2 separate regions of the Homo sapiens genome follow, and region 2 is linked to region 1. Evidence: chromatin contacts called from ENCODE Hi-C or POLR2A ChIA-PET data. All regions are on one chromosome and are shown on one strand. Each heading gives the region's core, a stretch centred on a gene start or an enhancer-like site at or near the end of the contact. The rest is flanking DNA. Distances are from core to core; before and after follow the strand shown.

Evidence for each region. Hi-C counts contacts between places; a loop is a spot of excess contacts on that map. ChIA-PET counts read pairs that join two places held with the same protein, here RNA polymerase II (POLR2A). Pooled maps may share reads with other maps.
Region 2: a loop to region 1 is called in a pooled map, with 3 times the contacts of the local background. The contact joins two enhancer-like sites. A Hi-C loop is called at or near these places in 1 of 37 single-sample maps with no recorded cell type and 1 of 50 pooled maps. POLR2A ChIA-PET finds 5 or more read pairs at or near these places in 3 of 52 experiments (GM12878, T-cell and WTC11).

What each region holds. Positions count from the first base shown.
Region 1 is chr7:128,505,648-128,508,457 of GRCh38, reverse strand. METTL2B (methyltransferase 2B, tRNA N3-cytidine) reads right to left here. Exons shown (of 9, transcript NM_018396.3): 9 at 1,856-2,810. Among named protein-coding and RNA genes, the nearest start is that of METTL2B, 30 kb to the right of the region's middle. RefSeq lists an enhancer at 1,593-1,682. Within about 2 kb of position 1,462, at least 5 of the 41 ENCODE cell types and tissues checked have a DNase peak (open chromatin) inside an H3K27ac peak, as active enhancers do; they include GM12878, where a contact is called at or near this core.
Region 2 is chr7:128,607,972-128,610,781 of GRCh38, reverse strand. No RefSeq gene overlaps it. Among named protein-coding and RNA genes, the nearest start is that of LINC01000, 32 kb to the left of the region's middle. Within about 2 kb of position 1,560, at least 7 of the 41 ENCODE cell types and tissues checked have a DNase peak (open chromatin) inside an H3K27ac peak, as active enhancers do; they include GM12878, where a contact is called at or near this core.

The DNA.
Region 1 (2,810 bases), core at 213-2,712:
CTGTCACCCAGGCTGAAGTGCAGTGGCGTGATCTTGGCTCACTGAAACCTCAGCCTCCTGGGTTCAAGCGATTCTCCTGCCTCGGCTCCCCCAGTAGCTGGGATTACAGGCATGGGTCACCACACTCGGCTACTTTTCTTTTTCTTTCTTACCTTTCCTTCGTTCTCTCTCCCTCTCTCCTTCCTTCTTTCCTTTCTATCTCTCTCTCTTTTCTTTTCTTTTTTGAGACAGAGTCTTGCTGTGTCACCCAGCAGTGGTGTGATCACAGCTCACTGAAGCCTTGAACTTCTGGGCTCAAGCGATCCTCTCACCTCAGCCACCTGAGTAGCTAGGACTACACACAGGCACCACCACGCCTGGCTAATTTTTTATTTTTTTGTATGAACAGGATGCTGCTATGTTACCCAGGCTGGTGTTGAACTCCTGGACTCAAGCGATCCTCCCATCTTGGCCTCCCAAAGTGCTGGGATTACAGGTGTGAGCCATCACACCTGGCTATAACATTAAATTTTAATGGCAAAATCCAAATTCAGAGAATGGAAGTAGAGAATGAATGAATGAAGGCAGTGTGAGGCTCATCTGTGGGTAAAGATGCCAAGCTTGAGGCTGGAGTCAAGGCTACGGTGTCTCAGGGTCCCCAGTGGGGTATTAAATCGGACTGTGGTGATTTGTCCTGAAACCTGGTCATGGAGTGTGTTTCACTGGCTACAGAGACAATGTCCAACCTTGAGCCAAGACACTTATTTAAATAAAATGAAGCAGTCATGATGCAATGTTTCAGTGTTTTCACCTGGGAAATTCACCATGAGCACTTCTTCTACCTCTTAACCAGGGTTCCCAAATCACAACCTGTAGACCAAATTAGGAAGCACGCACAAATCTGCAATGCATCAACGCAGCCAGGCTCTGAAAATAGCAGCTGCAGCCACAAACCAAAGAACAGGCCTTTGTGAACAGACTGAAAGAAACTGCTTGTCCTGAGCTCATCTTTTAAGCCACAGACAGAACTCCTTACTCCTACTAAAGTATGTATTTAAGCAAAGATAGGAATCAATTACATCCAAGTAGGATGGCTTAGCACGTTAGATTTTCCCTTTCTCACTAAGTTTCCAAGGCCTAATTTTCCAACCAGAACCCAAGAGAATATGAACTTATATGAAAAGAAGTGGCCGACCCATTGTACATAGGTTTGATAGCATTAACAGAGGCCAGGCTCTACATGAATCCTGCAAGACCGGGAGATGAATCCCTTTCACAGTGCAAAACCCACTTTCAGGGTGATCGCTGCCTTCAGGAACATGGTTTCACTCCAATAGCTCCAGTGCATCTGTCTCAAACTGTCTCTCATTTTTCAAACAACATTGAATTTATCTCCTCACCCTAATTAACACTACTTAGGAAGGTAAATCAGTTTCAGAAACACTTCTCTGTTAGATTCACATTGAAACCACACAACTTCCTGAGCAGCTTCACACCTGGAGCCACCTTCCAGCCCCACATAGCACCTTTCTTTTTTTTTTTTTTTTTTTTTTGAGATGGAGTCTTGCTCTGTCACCCAGGCTGGAGGGCAATCTCTGCTCACTGCAACCTCCGCCTCCCGGGTTCAAGCAATTCTTCTACCTCAGCCTCCCCAGTAGCTGGGATTACAGGCTCCCACCACCATGCCTGGCTAAATTTTTTTTATTTTTAGTAGAGATGGGTTCTGCCATGTTGGCCAGGCTGGTCTCAAACTCCTGACCTCAGGTGATCCGCCTGCCACAGCCTCCCAAAGTGCTGGGATTACAAGCGTGAGCCACCACGCCCGACCCACCATTCTTGCATTAAGCATATTAAGAGATACCATTCAGAGCCAGACTGATAGTTGAGACAGTATTTATTTTTTAAGTGGCACTGAGGTCATATACTTTAATCCCTCCCAACACATGTAACAGTCCTCTGCCCATCATTAGCGATTCTGAGGATGAAACGTTATGCAAAGTCCCTTACAGAGTCAAATTTGGCCTGAGAGATAAAAAGTCGAGCTTAGCAGATGGCAGGGAATAAAAGGGAGCAGGGGCAGGAGAAGGCTCGTCTTTTTAATCTAAGCCAAAGCCCAAACCAGGTGCCAGAAAGATAAAATAAAAACTGTGCCTATAGTTTTGCAATGCTTTAGGGATGCTGAAGGACAGTCTTTAGAGAATCATTTAAATTAATGTATCTATTCTTCATTTCAAAAGATAAATGAAATACCATCCCAGTGATTCAGTTTTTTCCAGTTTTAAGTAAATACGGTAATGGAAAAGATGGGAGCTCTCTTCCTCCCTTCATTCTTTGCTCCCACCTCTGAAAACCCATTAAGTGGGGCCAGTCACGGTGGCTCATCCCAGCACTTTGGGAGGCCGAGGTGGGAGGATTGCTTGAGCTCAGGAGCTCAAGACCAGCCTGGGACACATGGTGAAACCCTGTCTCTACAAAAAATACAAAAATTAGGCTTGGTGGCACATGCCTGTAGTCCCATCTACTTGGGAGGCTGGGGTGGGAGAATCACTTGAGCATGGGAGGTCGAGGCTGCAGTAAGCAGTAAGCAGTGATCGTGCTGCTGCACTCCAGCCTGGGTGAGCCTGTCTCAAAAACAACAACAAATAACCCCACAAGAAACTCAAATACCCATGGGTCCATATTGAGACAAGTAAATCAGATATGAGAAAGCTTTTCTGTACAAAATACCAACCAATCAGTGTAGAAGGAATGGAAGGATCAGAAACCACTATTTGGCAACTATCATAGTTATTCAGACAAAAAACAGCAATAGATACTGAAACTAGGGGGTA
Region 2 (2,810 bases), core at 311-2,810, 100 kb before region 1:
CAATTAATGGAATTATGAGTGACATATTTTTCTGTATTTTGTAAAGAGCATGTATAATGGTTTTTTTTTTTTGAGACAGGGTCTTGCTCTGTTGTCCAGGCTGGAGCGCAGCAGCGTGAACTTGGCTCACTGTAGCCTAGAGGTCCTGGGCTCAAGCATCTTCCCACCTCAGGCTCCCAGTAGCTGGGACCACAGACACACCACCATGCCTGGCAAATTTTGTATTCTTTTATAGAAATGGGGTCTTGCTGTGTCATGCATGCTGGTCTCAAACTCCTGATCTCAAGCAATCCTCCTGCCTCAGCCTCCCAAAGTGGCAGGTATGGGCCACCATGCCCGGTCCTTTTTACTTTCTTATTTTTTTCTTGACACGAAGTATCACTCTGTCGCCCAGGCTGGAATGCAGTGGCGCAATCTCGGCTCACTGCAACCTCCGCCTCCCAGGCTCAAGCAATTCCCCTGTCTCAGCCTCCCAAGTAGCTGGGACTACAGCCGCTTGCCACCACACCAGGATAATGTTTTATATTTTTTTAGTAGAGACAGGGTTTCTTTTCAACATGTTGGCCAGGGTGGTCTCAAACTCCTGACCTCAAGTGATCCACCTGCGTTGGCCTCCCAAAGTGCTGGGATTACAGGTGTGAACCACCATGTCCGGCCCTTTTTACTCTTTAAAAACTATGAGTCAGTCATGCCAAATTGCATGTTCAAAATATATTGATAAAGTATTTTCTAGTGATATCTATTTAATTCCAGATGAAGCATTTTAAAGGTTTCTTTTGTAAGCACAAAAAAGTTTGGGTGAGTAGGTTATAAAAGGTACAAAAAGCAAAATGGGCTAAAAAGTCCTTTGAAATAGCTTATAAAATTCAACAATATTAAAATAATTTCTCTGGAATGGGAAAACAACACTTTATACTTATTCCCACAGTTCTAGATGAAATATAACACTCCACATATCTATTTCTCCAATATAAATTCAATCATTAAAATACTACAGTATAAGATTTCCAATTTAAAGGTAGTGTTTAGAATGCAGGAACCTGGTTCCTACTCAGATTCCCTCAATTAAAGAAAAATACCCAAATGTTTATTATTTCATTGTTATTTGGCTATAGTAATTACTTCTATGATATGTACATAATCCAAATATATATAACAAATGGTGCTTGCTATAAAATATCTTACCAAATTTTAATACTTACTCTTAATAAATCATCTATTCTTCCCTCCCTCTTCTCTAGGTCAGAATTCTTACTGTTTTCTAGTGCAGATATTTTTTCTATTGTGAGGTTGGACTACAGAGACAAAGGTAAAACAAATTTAGGATTAGTCTCAACATGTTATATGTCATCACACTCTTCTCGTTACCTTTCTTGGGGGGAAAAAAAAGCACTTGCTCACACAAATGGCCTAGAATCACATGGCTTAAGAAATGAAATCTGCTTGTCTCATCTCATTGTTCAAGTCCTCTGCTGGGTTCCTTACGTCCCACTACACCTACACTTCAAATACATGTTAATTCTGGAATCAAATGTATGAATTCTCACTACTGTGCACTGAACAATGTAGAAACACGTTACTCCAGAAATGAAACTAACTTTGAATAGAAAACGATCTCACAGGAGACTTGACACAACTCTCTAAGGAACAAATGCGCCATCTGGTGGAAACAGAGAGCAATCAGAAGGGAAGAGAAGAAGCTACCTGAGTGCTCAACTATCTAACTGAACTGTACAAGAGCTGGTGATTTAGATAAAATTCAAATGTGCTCCAGGGAGTTGTATACCTCTTGAGATTTAAGAAATTCTCCTAGATTGCCAACGATCCTGTCTTGAAGATAATATATACAGTATCAAAAGAGGCTTCAAGAAAACCCAGTATACTCAAAACTACAAAATGGAAGCTATAGCCACCATCCTTTGCAGATACAATCCTCAAATGTTCAGAACACTCCCTAAATTAAAGAGTTTCTGAACACAATTTAAGGAGTAAACCATGTTGGTATCTCACATCTGAGAGAAGTTTAGCCAGGTATAAATAAGTAAGCAGGAAAAGGAATACATTAACTACTTTCATAAATTAGGGAATTAACATTTATTGAAAGCCTACTACAAGTACACTACTAATAAACATTTCGTATACACTGTCTGAGATCATGAGAATCAACCACATTTTCACAGATGATTTGTACTAAGAAAAACTGAGGCCCAGGCCAGAATCTGAACTTAGGCCACAGTGCCAGAATCTGAACTTAGAGGCCTTCAAAGTGTAGGTACTTTTCTTCTGTGGAATACTGTAGGAAAAAAAAAAAAAAGTGTGCACTTTCCTTAACACCATGCTTTAGCATAAGCATTTCTGCTACAATACACCAGAAGAGTAAAGAAAAGCCTCAAAAAGTTAAAGCACCTTCCAAAGGACTTTAAATACCCATAATGCAAGTTCTGAATATAATACACACAAATAATGAGGTGGTCAGAGAAGTCAGAGAAGAATGACAGACTACACAGGTTAGCCCTTATTCCTACACAGCAGGTATCCCCCTCAATTGATTATCGATCACCAACCTACCTGGGTCTGTCTGTGCTGGATGGAGATCTGTTTTTGGGAGCTGCAGGAATGCTCTGTGTTGCCAGATCCCGTAGATGAGGGACTGTTTTGCTGAGCCTACAATAAAGGTGCATTACCAATCACAGGAAAGTTTGGCATCTTTTTCCACAAACACTTGTATTAATGCAAACAACTCCATAATTTGTATCTCCACAATACAAACCCCTTCTTATGAAAGTGAGAAGTCAGGGCCACGTGGCCAA